2 separate regions of the Homo sapiens genome follow, and region 1 is linked to region 2. A link is a contact called in ENCODE Hi-C or POLR2A ChIA-PET data. All regions are on one chromosome and are shown on one strand. The core of a region is the stretch at or near the end of the contact, and the rest is flanking DNA. Distances in the headings are between cores, read along the strand shown.

Region 1 (7,006 bases), core at 1,802-4,301, 340 kb after region 2:
GCAGATATTAAAGGATTGTTTTTCAAAAATGAGAATGTTGGAATCAACATTCTTGTACATACTGCTTTAAGACAAAGAACCTGCCTGAGTCCTTGATTTAGCTACCATCATGCTCAACAGGAGAAAAGACAACGGGGTTCTAAGACTTCTAACAAATGTTAATTTATGTACCATCTGCATTCAGATGTCATTTGGGTTCTATTGTTCATAATGACCAATTAGCATAAAAGAACTATAGAGGTTCAAGTCCATGTTTCACAAAATATACATTAAAGTTTGATGTTATGATGTCTCAGAGAGGACTTAACAAGGACACTAACATGATACTAAATATGTGACTTAGGGTGTTTCATTTTTATAAATATTTCCATCACCAACTCCCTTAGCACTATCTTCTAAATGGCTTCACTATTTAGAATCTGTCTCCTGCACCCCTGCATCACCAGGGCTTTCCTTATCTGTCCAGCTGCTGAGCAGAAAAGCATGAGGACATTGTTTTATTTCTAACTTTTAAGAAAGTGGGCCGGGCGTGGTGGCTCATGCCTATAATCCCAGCACTTTGGGAGGCCGAGGCAGGCGGATCACCTGAGGTCAGGAATTTGAGACCAGCCTGGAGAACATGGCAAACCCGTCTTTACTAAAAAATATAAAAATTAGCCGGGCATGGTGGTGGGTGCCTGTAATTCCAGCTACTCAGCAGGCTGAGGCAGGAGAATTGTGTGAACCTGGGAGGTGAAGGTTGCAGTGAGCCAAGATCTTGCCACTGCATTCCAGCCTGGGCAACTACAGTGAAATTCTGTCTCCAAAAGAAAAAAAAAAAAGAAAAAAAAAGAAAAAGAAATAAAAGCTCATTGTTGAGAAACTAGAAAATGCAGGTAAGGAAGTGGGAAAAATTCCCCAGAATCCCATTACCTGGGTATGATCACTGTTAATTACTATTAATATTTTGGGTCTTTCCTCTTCCCCTCCACTCCTTCCAAGCTAATTGCTTTATTTTTTCATATACAAAAGGTAAAAATCATTCAAAGATGCATAAAATAATTTCCTCTTTTCCCTCCCTCTATATTCTCTCCCCTCCAAATATCCCTATCTCCACAGGTAACCAACGTTAATAGTTTATTATACATTTATCCAGAATTTTTCAAATGTATATACAAACATATATGTACTTATAATTGGGTTATTCTGCTTACTGTTCTGCAACTTTCTTTTCTCACAATACATTTCAAGCATCTTTCTATGTTGGTAGTAATTGACTTTGTTGTTTCTAATGCCTGTAGAGTATGTAATTATGAGGATGCATCATCATTTGTAGAACCAATTTCCTATGAGCGGACATTGTTTACTATCACAAGCAACACTGTAATAAACATTCTTTGTGTGTCTTTGAGCCATTTCTGAGGATATGCTTTTAGAAGCAGAAACTCTGGAACAGAGTTGGTTTATGCTGAACATTTCAGTGGATCTCCCACAGGCTTTTAGCCTGTCTGCCCCAGTGCAGCAGATGGGTTATTGTCAGCTGGTGCTTCTGACCCAGGCTGTGTCACACCCGTCGGAAATGTTGTGCATTTCACTCCTGGATACCAAATTGTCCTCTAAATGGCTGGACCAATTTATATCCACAGTCTGTTTCTCCACCCAAGTACCCACTTTTCCCCACTCTGGCCAGTGCTGCATATTATCAGGGAGTTCATATTTTAAATATATATATATATTTTTTATATATACATATATTTATATTATATATATATTTTTATATATACATATATTTATATTATATATATATATTTATATATGTATTTTCCCCCCAGATGGAGTCTCACTCTATCGCCCAGGCTGGAGTGCAGTGGCGCGATCTTGACTCACTGCAAGCGATTCTCCTGCCTCAGCCTCCCGAGTAGCTGGGACTGCAGGCACACACCACCACGCCTGGCTAATTTTTGTAGTTTTAGTAGAGACACGGTTTCACCATGTTAGTTGGCCAGGCTGGTCTCGAACTCCTGACCTCGTGATCTGCCCACCTCGGCCTCCCAAAGTGCTGGGATTACAGGCTGAACCACCGCACCCGGCCTCATAATGATTCTAAAGAACCCTCTCTAAATATGTCACACAGGTTGCAAAAGTCCATGATAAATATTTTTTCTTGTGTCTTTCACAAAGTTTTTTTTGTTTGTTTCAATGTAGCTCAATCTGTTAATATTGTCTTTTATATAGCCATACTTGGGATGGCCTTCCCCATACCAAAATTATTGAACTAGTCTTCTATATTTAATGTTGTAGATTTATATCTGTAATCCACTTCAGATTATTTATTTTTGAGACAGAGGCTGGCTCTGTCACCCAGGCTGGAGTACAGTGCCACGATCTCAGCTCATGGCAACCTCTGCCTCCCGGGTTCAAGTGATTCTTCTGCCTCAGCCTTCCAAGTAGCTGGGATTACAGGCATGTGCCACCATACCTGGTTAATTTTTGTATTCGTGGTAGAGATGCGGTTTCACCATGTTGGCCAGCCTAGTCTCAAACTCCTGGCCTCAAGTGATCCACCCACCTTGGCCTCCCAAAGTGCTAGGATTACAGGCATGAGCCACTGTGCCTGGCCCACCTCAAATGTATTTAGCAGCTTAATTTTGATATAATGCATATACCATACAATTTGCCCTTAAAGTATACAGTGACATGCTTTTTACTATATTAACAAGATTGTGCAACCATCACCACACTCTGATCTCAGAAAACTTTCATATCCCCTAAAAGAAACCCTGTCCCCACTAGCAGTCACTCCTCAATCTATCCCCTGGATCCAGTGGTCCTGGGTCCCTGACTCTGGTGTCTCTCTGGACTTTGGAGTCCGCTTGCCCTGCCACGCCTGCCCATCTTCCCTGCCCCTCCCTGCTTTCGTGTTCTTCTCAGACCTTGGACTTGGCTTTTTAATGTATATTACAGTGTCCACCCCTCCCCTCTACCCTTGGGAACAGCGAGTCCTGGATGCTGCTTTCTTTCAGATCCAGGGCACCAACTATACTAATCAGCAACTTGTCAGCCTCTAATACATGTTTCTGCTTATCCCTGAACAACTCATCCTGACTCATCCCACAACTGCTCACGATTCAGTCTGAACATGTCTCACTCAGCCATGACACCCAGGAGACAGGGCCTTCAAGCTTGATTCTGTATTCCCCTTCCCCTGATACGATCACATGTAATAGATGCATGTGAAGCTATGGGAAGAAATGAGGTGGTTGAGAACAAGAGTGAATGGTGAGAAGGAACCAGGACTGACCCCTGTAGGACACTAACAGTCAGAGGCCAGAGACAGGAGGCACAGTCAGCAAGGGAAGCCAAGAAGAAGTGATGAAAGAAGTAGACAGAAAATCAGGAGAACAGGACTCAGAAGTCAAGAGACAAAAGTGCTTCAGCCTGGAGGGGGAGGCCAGCAGGATCAAATGCTGCTGAGAGAATTCACATATGAAGCTGACTAAAAGATACACAATGGACTTGGCAACAGAAAGATCATTGGTGACTTTAGCAAACTTCCGTGTCCATGATCAGGTAACTCCACTATTTAACATCCTTTAAGACTCCCCAGTGCCTTTCAGATAGAGTATCCTTCGTTCTGGCATCATCTTTTTTTTTTCTTTTTTTTTTTGAGACAGAGTCTTGCTCTGTCACCCAGGCTGGAGTGCAGTGGCGCCGTCTCAGCTCACTGCCAGCTCCGCCTCCCGGGTTCACGCCATTCTCCTGCCTCAGACTCCTGAGTAGCTGGGACTATAGGCACCTGCCATCACGCCCGGCTAATTTTTTCCATTTTTAGTAGAGACAGGGTTTCACCATGTTAGCCAGGATGGTCTCCATCTCCTGACCTTGTGATCCACCCACCTCGGCCTCCCAAAGTGCTGAGATTACAGGTGTGAGCCACCGCGCCTGACCCGGCATCATCTCTTATCACTTCCACACACTCACCCCAGGCTCCAGACATACTGAGCTACTTGCATGGATAGATGGCCCATTCTCTCTTGCTACCGTAGTGTCCCCTCTGCATGGAACCCTTTCCTCTCTGAAAACTCTCAAATGTCCTTCCTGATTAGCTCAAGTGCCATGTCCTCCAGGAAGCCCTCCCTGACCTCTCAGATTGGGTTGGGTGGTTCTCTTCTCTCTCCCCATAGCACCTTGTGTTGGTACAAGGTACATTTTCCCTTGGGGGTATGTCTTATCCAGCTTTGTTTCGCAGTCCTCTGGCCAGGGCCTGTCCCCCGGTTTTCCCAGGCACGCAGTGAAGCAAGCCTTGTTAGTGGAGGTGGGGGATGCATCCAGCTTCCCTCAGACCAGAAAACTTGCAAGCCAAACTGGCTGTGAGCCACGGACTCCTCTTTGGGTTCACATAGGTCAGGTTTGCTAAGAGACCTGGGCCAGGAGTGCAATTCCTGGCAATTTAGTCCTTGGGGTCATTAGGTTGCAAAATCCCCAGTGTCATCAGGTTGATTGCTTTTCCCAGCACTATCTATGTCTCCCCACACAACCGGCCTTGGCATCTCTCCACCTCTATCTGCTCTCCTGCCCCAGGTCCCTTCCCTCTGCATGCACTCATCTTCCAAGCATCTGAGGACCTCTCACCGACTCACATTTGCTTCTGCATGTATTGGTCTCCCTGGGGTCTTCCCTTGCCCCACAGGTCTTTGCACCGTACATGGGTAACCCTGAGTCTGGTCTCTCTGGTTGGATGTGAACTCCCTGCAAGGACGAGGAGAACACTCTTCCTCCTTGCATTTACGGAGTGCAAACCTCCTATACTCTACCGGCTGAGTTCAGGGAACATCGACTTGTATGTTATCAGTGACCAAAGAGGCAGGCATTAGAGGGCCAAAAGCTTTCAAACCACTTTGAGTGTGGTTCTTAGGCGCACTGGTGGAGCTACACCCAAGATGTACCCATGGCACACTCCTCCCCTAAAACCCCACTCCCAAAATCAGAGCTCAGTCTCCTCCTTGCCCTAAAGCCAGGCGCCCCCTTGTGGAAGAACGCCTTCTCCTCAGAGAGGTCAAGTGCCGCTCCTTGCCTGCAAACCACACGTTGCCCCTGACAGAAAACTCTTCCTAAGATTAGAGAGTAGATTCGCTCTGCTTTTAAAAACACGTAATAATGCATGTGCTTTATTACTGATAATAAAACTGTGCCTATTCATGTCATAAAATTTAGCAAGTGAGGCAAATTATAAAAAAGATCCCATTAAAAAAAATTACCACAACCCTACCTTCCACAGACAGCCACTGTTGACATTTTGGTGTTTTATCTAGTCCCTTTTCTATGAAAATATATGAAATATGTAAAAAATCTACGTATGGGTATACATAACATAGAAGTTAAAATATAAATTTGGCGGCTGAGGCCATGCCTCCTCCAGACCGTGGCTGAGCCCTCTGGCCTTGAACACCCCCCGCCTTACTCAGCCTGAAGCCTTGAAGCCTGCCCTCCCCCAACACCTTGGCACCCCAGCTTCCCTATCCTGTTCTACTTTTGTTTTCTTCAACACTTACCACCTTTCCCCTCTATACAGTTTCCTTATGTATCATGTTTACTGTGCATCTCTCAATCGCCCCTCAATATAAGCACCAAGAAGGCAGAATCCTTGTCAGTTTTGTTCAATGATGCACCCCAAATGCCTAGAATAGCTCGAAGCACACAGTAGGTACTAAATAAGCATTTGTGAGAAGATGACTTAAGATTATATAAATCTGCTGTTTTTCATCTTTAAAAATTATTTGTAAACCTATGTAATCAACAAGAGCATATAATATTCCACCCTTTTGTTATATCATGATTTATTTTACCATTCACCTCTTGTAAGTCATCTAGGCTGATTATAATTTTGCATATTATTAATCTCAATATCCATCATTTATCTACCTACCTACCAACTATCTCTCTACATTCCTAGCTCTGACCAGTAAAAAGGCCTATATATGTAGAGGGCAAAAAAAAAAAATCCTCATTTCTCATTAAAAAAATAGTCCCTCTAATAATTAATCTTAAAACTTCATTTCTCATTCTCTTGGCATTTTCTTTCTAGCTCTGTTCTCCTGGAAACCTGATAAAGGTGGAACGTTGGCTGTGTTACCAAGCAACAATGCTTGTGGTAAAAATGATCCACTTCATCTGGACAGCGAGGGCCGTGAATGAATCATAAGTACCTGGTGGGAAGCTGTGGCTCTGGAGTTCTGAATCTTGACTCTTGGAGCTCGGCACGCCCCTTGAGGAGACAAGGAAGCTATTCCCATGAGACTCTTACTAGAAATATCAGTTTCTCATTGGAATAAGGCTTTAATTTGCTATGTATGTGACATTTCAGTTTACCTGGGTATCCTGTATTTTATCTGGCAACCCTACTTGAGGAAAAGGAGCTAGAGAGACACCTGCCATCATGCAGTTGGAGTGCTGTTTCATGCCTTTGCATCCTTATTCTAAATTAAGTTAGACCAGGCACGGTGGCTCACGCCTATAATCCCAGCATTTTGGGAGGCTGAGGCGGGTAGATCACCTGAGATCAGGAGTTCGAGATCAGCCTGGCCAACATGATGAAACCCTGTCTCTACTAAAAATACAAAAAATCAGCCGGGTGTGGTGGCGGACTCCTGTAATCCCAGATGTTCGGGAGGCTGAGGCAAGAGAATCTCTCAAATACGGGAGGTGAAGTTTGCAGTGAGCCGAGATTCACCATTGCACTCCAGCCTGGGCAACAAGAACAAAACTCCATCTCAAAATAAATAGTTAGTGCCAAGCATGTCATGCTGTAGTCATGCGAGTCTAAGTGTCTAACAGACCCTGAGAAGAACTCCAAAGTGGGCATCGTAACCTAGCAACAGTGACCATCCTAGGAAGAATAGCACCCCAGGAACCCAGATTATGTTCTGTAAGTACTATTCTCCACGGAAAGGAAACAGCTCATTCTAGTCTGGGGCAGCAAAGGTACGGGATGAACCTGGAACATCCTGTCATACCAGAAAGCGAGGAA
Region 2 (6,788 bases), core at 3,519-6,018:
TGCTTGGTACTAGCTTCCCTACAAACTATTTTTAAAGCAGCAGCCAGAGTGATCGTTTTAATACACAAGTCAGATTATGTCACTCTTCGGCTCAAACCCCTTAAATGCATCCCAACTCAGAGAAAAAGACAAAGCCCTTACAATGGTCTTCAAGGTCCAAAGTGATCTAGTCCAACTATACCCCACTGCATTCTAAGCACCAGCCACAGTACTCCTGGAAGGTGCCAATTATGTTCTCACCTCAAGGCCTTTGCACCACTGGTTATTCCTTCTGCCTGGAATGTTCTTCACCAGATATCTGCACAGCTCCCTCCCTTACCTCCTTCTCAGCAAGGTCTTCCCTGGCCACACCATTTTAAATTCCAGCCATCTCCACGAGCCCTCCCCAACTCCCTCTCCTGCTTGGTTTTTTTTTCATTATGCTTATCAATATAAGATACATTTTCTTTTTCTACTTACTGTCTCCACTAACTAAAATATAAGCTCTATGAGGACATGGATTTTTATTTACTCACTATTGTATCACCAGAAAGGTAGCTCTGAGGGAAAGAAAAAAAATTGGATGAATGATAAATACTGTTAGGAAAACATGGCAGGGAAGTTGGGGAGGAGCGCTGGGGGACTAGGGAGAAAGGCTACAATTTGACATAGAGTGTGCAGAAAAGGCCTTAAGAATGAGATATTTAAGCAAAGACTTGAAGGCAATGAGGGAACAAATCACTCAGCCAGAATCAGCTCCATCATTCGCCCAGGGCCAGTAAAAAAATATGAAAATGTGAGGCCCTTGTTCACAAACTATTAAAAATTTCAAGAGATGACAGTAGAGCATTAAACCAAGTGTGAGGCCCTTCTAAGCATGGGGTCTTCTGTGACTGCGCAGGTCACATGCCCATGAAGCTAGCCCTGTATCCAGCTATTAGAGAAAGACAGATGGAACAGCAAGTGCAAGAACCCCAAGGAAGAACAGTGCTTTGGGAACAAGCAAAGCAGCCATGCTTGTTAAAAATGGAGACTCTGGCCAGATGCGGTGGCTCACGCTTGTAATCCCAACACTTTGGGAGGCCAAGGTGGGCAGATCATGAGGTCAGGAGTTGAACACCAGCCCGGCCAACATAGTGAAACCCTATCTCTACTAAAAATACAAAAATTAGCCGGGCATGGTGGCGTGTGCTTAAAGTCCCAGCTACTCGAGAGGCTGAGGCAGGAGAATAGCTTGAACCCGGGAGGCGGAGGTTGCAGTGAGCCAAGATCAGGCCACTGCACTCCAGCCAGGGTGACAAAGTGAGCCTTTGTCTCAAAAACAAAAACAAACAAACAAACAAAACAGAGACTCCTAGACTCCTTTTCTGGGTATTCCAATCCCATAGATCCAATGTCAGCTAGGATCCTTTATTTTTAGTTTGCCCCAGAGTATTCCTGTCCTGCCCAGGCCAATTTGAGGAACATGGATCTATTCTCACATCCTGAGATATGCCCTGCTGCCAGCCCTTCAGCACCACTTCAGAAAATGGCTCCCAGCTTGTTACCCTTGTAATCCAGGGCTGGCAACCAGGTCTCCATCTTCACCCCCTTGTCGGAGTCTCTGTTCTGGGAACTTCCTTGTACCTAGACTACGACTGGCTCTTAATCAGTCTTCCACCAAAGGACTGAAGTCCTGCCTGACACCCAGCTGGGTGGCTGAGGAGTTGCCATGGAGAGACAGGCTTTCCTGAGAGTTTCTGCTCATCTGTGCAAGATTGACAGACATGGTATGTTAAGGTCAACTGTTTGCTGAACTGACTTAATTTCTAGGTGCACTGCCTTGAGTCTCTAAGCCTCCAATATCTCATTTTCGACCTTTTAAAACAATCATTTAAATATGTTGTAGATGGTCTTGCCAGTCAACAACAGAAACCTAATTTGCTCAACTTCTTTCTGTTCAGTCAGAAGAAAAATATTTTTCTGCCTTTTTAGCTTCCACCTTAAAATCTCACAATGAGTAAACCTAATTAATATCTGCAGATATTAGACCAGTGCAGTGGCTCACACCTGTAGGCCCAGCACTTTGGGAGGCTGAGGTGGGTGGATTGCTTGAGCCCAGGAGTTCCAGACCAGCCTGGGCAACATAATGAGACCCCATTTCTACAAAAAATACAAAAATTAGCTGGGCATGTGGCTTGAGCCTGTAGTCCCAACTCCTCAGGAGGCCGAGGTGGGAAGATCACTTGAGCAGCGGCAGCTGAGGCTGCAGTGAGCCATGTTAGTGCCACTGCACTCCAGCCTGGGTAACAGAGTGAGACCCTGTCTCAAAAAAAAAAAAAATCTGAAGATATTAAAACAAGAATATCACTTCACTGTTATGGTAAGTATTATCACTTTCACTGATTCTATATTACCAGTGGAGGAGTCTCTAAAAATTTTATCAACTATAAGCCAGGGCCCAAAGTAATGAGAAATACATGTAATAAACCAGTGGTCCTCAACCAGGGGTAAATTTGCCTTCTAGAGAACATCCGGCAATGCCTGAATAGGGGTGGGAGAGTGCTACTGGCATCTAGTGGGTAGAGGCCAGAGATGCTGCTAAATATTCTACACTGCACAGGACAACCCCGTGCAACAAAGAGTTATCTGGTCTATAACATCAACAGTGCTGAGGTTGGGAAACCCTGTAATGAACTATGTGTCACTATCAATTATAGTTCCTGATTCATTATCCTTGTGTTTAATATCTTAAAATCAAAAGTCTTTATAAAAGCAACGAAAAATCTGATCTACACTTTAATTTTAAAAAGGGGTAATGAGGTTATGAGTAATAGGATCTATATTAGACATAACAGGGATTAGAAAGCATTTGATCAAAGGTGGAAAACTGCAGTAAACAGATGTATAAGAGTTATCTATAATCAACTCAAGTGAAACCACAGACGGCTGTGGGTCACAGAGAGATTGCACGGGAAGACAGCATGGGAAATAACACTCTTCTGCATGTCATAGATTTTTAGGTGCTGTCACTAGCCTAGTAAGGCAAGATGCCTGAAAACCAGATAGAAAAGACTGTCCTCCTTCAGTAGCCAGGATGCTGAGAGAGCTCCTGATAAGACTAAGATAAAAATAAGGATGGATATCAAAAGTAATATCTAGAGGAAAGCAAATGCTTTATCACTGTTAATTCAAGCTGGTCTCAATGAATGATCATACTTGGAAAATATCCTTACCTCTCATCCATCTTCTCATCTGTAAAAAGATTAATTACACCTACCTCCTGGGCTTATTGTGAAAGTTAAATAAGATAAAGATGAAACAAGACAAACGCAATGCCTGCCACACAGGAGGCATTCAGCAGAGGGTAGCTACTGGTATTTCCCAACTTCGCTTTCCTCTGCCTCTGACTCAAACCAGGCCCCATTAAGGCACATAGAGAATTGTAGCTCTATGTTCACATGTATAGAACTCCCAAGAGGGCAGAATGGGGCTCTCCATGGCATGATAGAGTCAATACATGACTGCACAGCAAGGTCCCTTTCAAAATATTTCAAAGATAGAAGGACCTGATAGGTAAACATATACCGGCTTAAATATGCAAAATACATTCTCCTTCATACTGATGCTCCTTCATTCGGTAAAGGGCCAGAAAGAGTTTCACTTTAAGGGAAAGATATAGATAAGATCCTCTTTCTTCCCATTGCTGTCTAAGGTGCTTCAGGAAAGAACACTGAAAACTGATACAGATCCCAAATGTAAAAAGGCCATCACATAGCTCACAGTTAATTATAAGTAATTTTAATGAAACAATTTGTTCCCTCAGGTTTCCATGTTCTTCCCAGAGGTGTAATGCTATACACCCAAGACACACACACTTATAAATTTGTAATAAACGCAGCCCTCCAGCTCACCACAGTTCTTGGCTGCTGCTTAGCGACAGGTGTCACATTCGCGGTTGCCAGTGAGCCCAGAGGGTGTAATTTCACTTCTACATAAAGAAGCATAATCGATAGAACCAGAACCACCCAGTAGGAACAACTGCACCATTCCTGACTCATCACGGAGCTTGTTTTCACAGACAACAAAATTCACCTCAGTTGGGCTTTGCGTAAATATAGAGTAGTGTGATGGGGCCTGCAAATTGGGTGAAGGTGGTTCACGGGGATGCCAAAGCCCTAGTCCTCTTCGGCCTCCCTCACGCGACAGATCTAGTCTGAGCCTGGGCGGGGCACCGGGAACTCGATGCAGCTACCTAGGGAGGGAGCCCTGGCGGTCCGCCCCTCCCGCTGCAGGACCAGCTTTGGCGACCACTGCGGTGGCCAGCAGCGCGCGCTGAGCGAGCCCTGGGAGCCGAGCCGCCCGGGGACGCACGGCCGTCCCTGCGACTCCCCATCCCCCAAACCCCCACCCGCAGTCCCACCCCCACCCCCACCGCACCCCGAGCCGCACCGCCTCCTGCGCGGTAGCTGCCAGCCCGGGCCGCGGCGGCGCGCCCTGCTCACCGTGACACCGTACTTGAGCGCGATGCCCTGCAGCGTGTCGCCCGCGCGGACCCGGTGCTCCACATGGCGCTCGATGACGCCGGCGCCCAGCGGCGCCCGCACGCTGGCGGTGCTGCCGTACGAGCGGGTCTTGGTGCGGGCCAGGCTCAGCGACAGCTCGGCCTCCTCGGACTCGGAGCCGGAGCGCGAGCGCGGCGGCGGCGAGGGGGCCGAGGGCCGCGGCGCGCGGGGGCCGCCTTCCCGCAGGGACAGTGCGGGCGAGGAATCCGCCATGGGTCCTGCCGAGGCCGCCGGGTCGGGGAGCTTGCCAAGGGGGCGGCGCCTCCTCCTCCTCCGCCGCCGCCGCCGCCTCTTCCTCTTCACAGGGGCTGCAGCAGGCCGTTCCGCGGGGGCGGCGGACGGGAAGCCGAGGCGGGGAGCCGCAGGCCGGGCATGGCGGGCGCCTCCTCCTCTGCGTCCTGCCTGCCCCGGGCGCCCGCGGCACACGCACCTGCAAGGTTAAGAGCGAAAGCAGCTCCCGCCGCGGCCTGCCGGTACCGGGAAGACCCTGCAGAGCGAGGGAGCCGGGGAGCGCTGAAGCCCGCGGCCGTTGGGGCTAAGAGAGGGCTATCTGCAGGCGTCCTAGGCCCCAGGTGGACCCCTGCTCCATTGGCGATAGAGCCCTGGCAGAACCCTGCCCTGGCCACGGCGAAAAAAAAAAAAAGCGTTGCTCTGCCTCCTTTATTGATTCCCCAGCAGGAGCCAGCTTGCACAGACCTTCCAGCTCTGCCAATGCCAAGGGTACTTCCCTCCCCCCACCCCAGTGACCTCAAAGTCCACGTCACAGTAAAACTTAAGATCATCAAACACACACAGACAGCTTCTCCAGGTCCATCTCAACAGCCTCAGAGTCCAGTCCTTTCAACATTGCACTAGGAGGGATAGTGCTTCTAAGGCCTAATGGGTGGCCTCAAAATAACCCCCCTAGTTGTTCGGGTTTCACACTTTGTACACTAGTGCCAATTTAAGTCCTGGCTGCCTCGAAAGGCTGGCCACATACAATTCATTCTCCAGGCTCAGTAGTTGGAATTTACTGTCTGCATTCATCTTCTCTTCGTCAGTTTATTCTTTGACACCCTGAAATCGCATCTCCCTGCCCCGTATTGCTATTAATATTATAACCACCAAAGACCTCTTATCTGTACTCTTCATTTGAACACCGTCTACTCTTGAACACCCTTTCAACACACTGTATTATACACAGAGTGGGTACACATTTACTAGCATCTAGTGCCTGGTTTCTGTGTTATTTTGGACAGCTTTCCAAGAAGAGGTACCTTGTAGGAAGGTCCGGAGCCTGGGGGTTTGATTCGTTGGCTGAAGTTTTGGTATGTTGCTGTGCTGGACAGAGGCAAAGCTAATATTGCTCAGGAGAGAAAGGATGGGAGAGGAGCAAGCTTCCACAACACCATCCCACTCAAAACTCCTACAATGGCTCTCTGGGGACAACAGCATTACTAAAAACCTACATTGGCATTCAAGCTATTATTTCTATTTTTATTATTCATGGTCTGACCATACCCCATCTATAACTCATTCTGTATACTCTACATATTCCTGCCAAACAGAGCCTCTGAAACTGGCCTCCTTGTTCCTACTTTCATACCTTGCATGTTATTCCCTCCAATGGTAACACTCTTCCAGTACCCTCTATTACATTGTTTAAATCTTTAAGGTCTGTCTCAAATGATACATCCTCCATGAGATTTTTCCTAATTCTTCCCAATGGTCCCTTTTTCCCACCTGCCCAACTGTTACTGTTTCTTCTTTGAACTCCAAGAGGTTTGTATTAATACCTCTGGTTTAGTATTTAACTCTCTGTGTTTTGTGTTTGTACTTGCATGTACATGCATGAGCTTGTCTTATCTCCTCCAACAAATACGTGCTCCTGGGAGGCATAACTGGGTCTTACTCATCTTTTTAGCTCCAGCAGTGCCTAGCTCAGTGGAATAAAAAAAAAAATAAATACATAATTACAAGTGGTTGAATTGAGGTGTAGTAAAAAGATCCTGAATGCTAATTTAGATTGTTTAGCATAAGTCTGCCATGCATAAACTTTTGGGTGGTATCCAGTGTGTCCATTTCAGGACCCAAGAGAGAGGCAGAATTTGAGTCTCAGTATATAGACAAGATCTGGTAATGTTTCAAGAAAGAAGTCTCTTCCTTCAAAGAGTTTACAATCTAGGAATGAGACAGCATATAATGTTTTCCACTAAGAAAAAGTTTACTGCATGGCTGGAAGTTTTAATCTGAAGATTAAAGAACTGAGCCAGGCGCAGTGGCCCA

Evidence for each region. A loop is a pair of places that touch in the nucleus more often than their neighbours do. ChIA-PET counts read pairs that join two places held with the same protein, here RNA polymerase II (POLR2A). Pooled maps may share reads with other maps.
Region 1: a loop to region 2 is called in a pooled map, with 2.9 times the contacts of the local background. The contact joins the enhancer-like site here to the promoter of LYSMD2 in region 2. A Hi-C loop is called at or near these places in 2 of 50 pooled maps. POLR2A ChIA-PET finds 5 or more read pairs at or near these places in 2 of 52 experiments (GM12878 and activated naive CD8-positive, alpha-beta T cell).

What each region holds. Positions count from the first base shown.
Region 1 is chr15:52,074,065-52,081,070 of GRCh38, forward strand. The region is part of intron 1 of LOC112268150 (a long non-coding RNA gene); the gene reads right to left. LOC124903494 (a long non-coding RNA gene) reads left to right here and starts at 6,693. Exons shown (of 2, transcript XR_007064637.1): 1 at 6,693-6,904. RefSeq lists an enhancer at 3,098-3,177. Within about 2 kb of position 3,052, at least 2 of the 41 ENCODE cell types and tissues checked have a DNase peak (open chromatin) inside an H3K27ac peak, as active enhancers do.
Region 2 is chr15:51,732,887-51,739,674 of GRCh38, forward strand. LYSMD2 (LysM domain containing 2) reads right to left here and starts at 4,769. Exons shown (of 3, transcript NM_153374.3): 1 at 4,464-4,769. The coding sequence starts at 4,736. RefSeq lists enhancers at 1,545-1,604, 1,615-1,674 and silencers at 2,475-2,544, 4,218-4,427, 4,498-4,637, 4,648-5,087.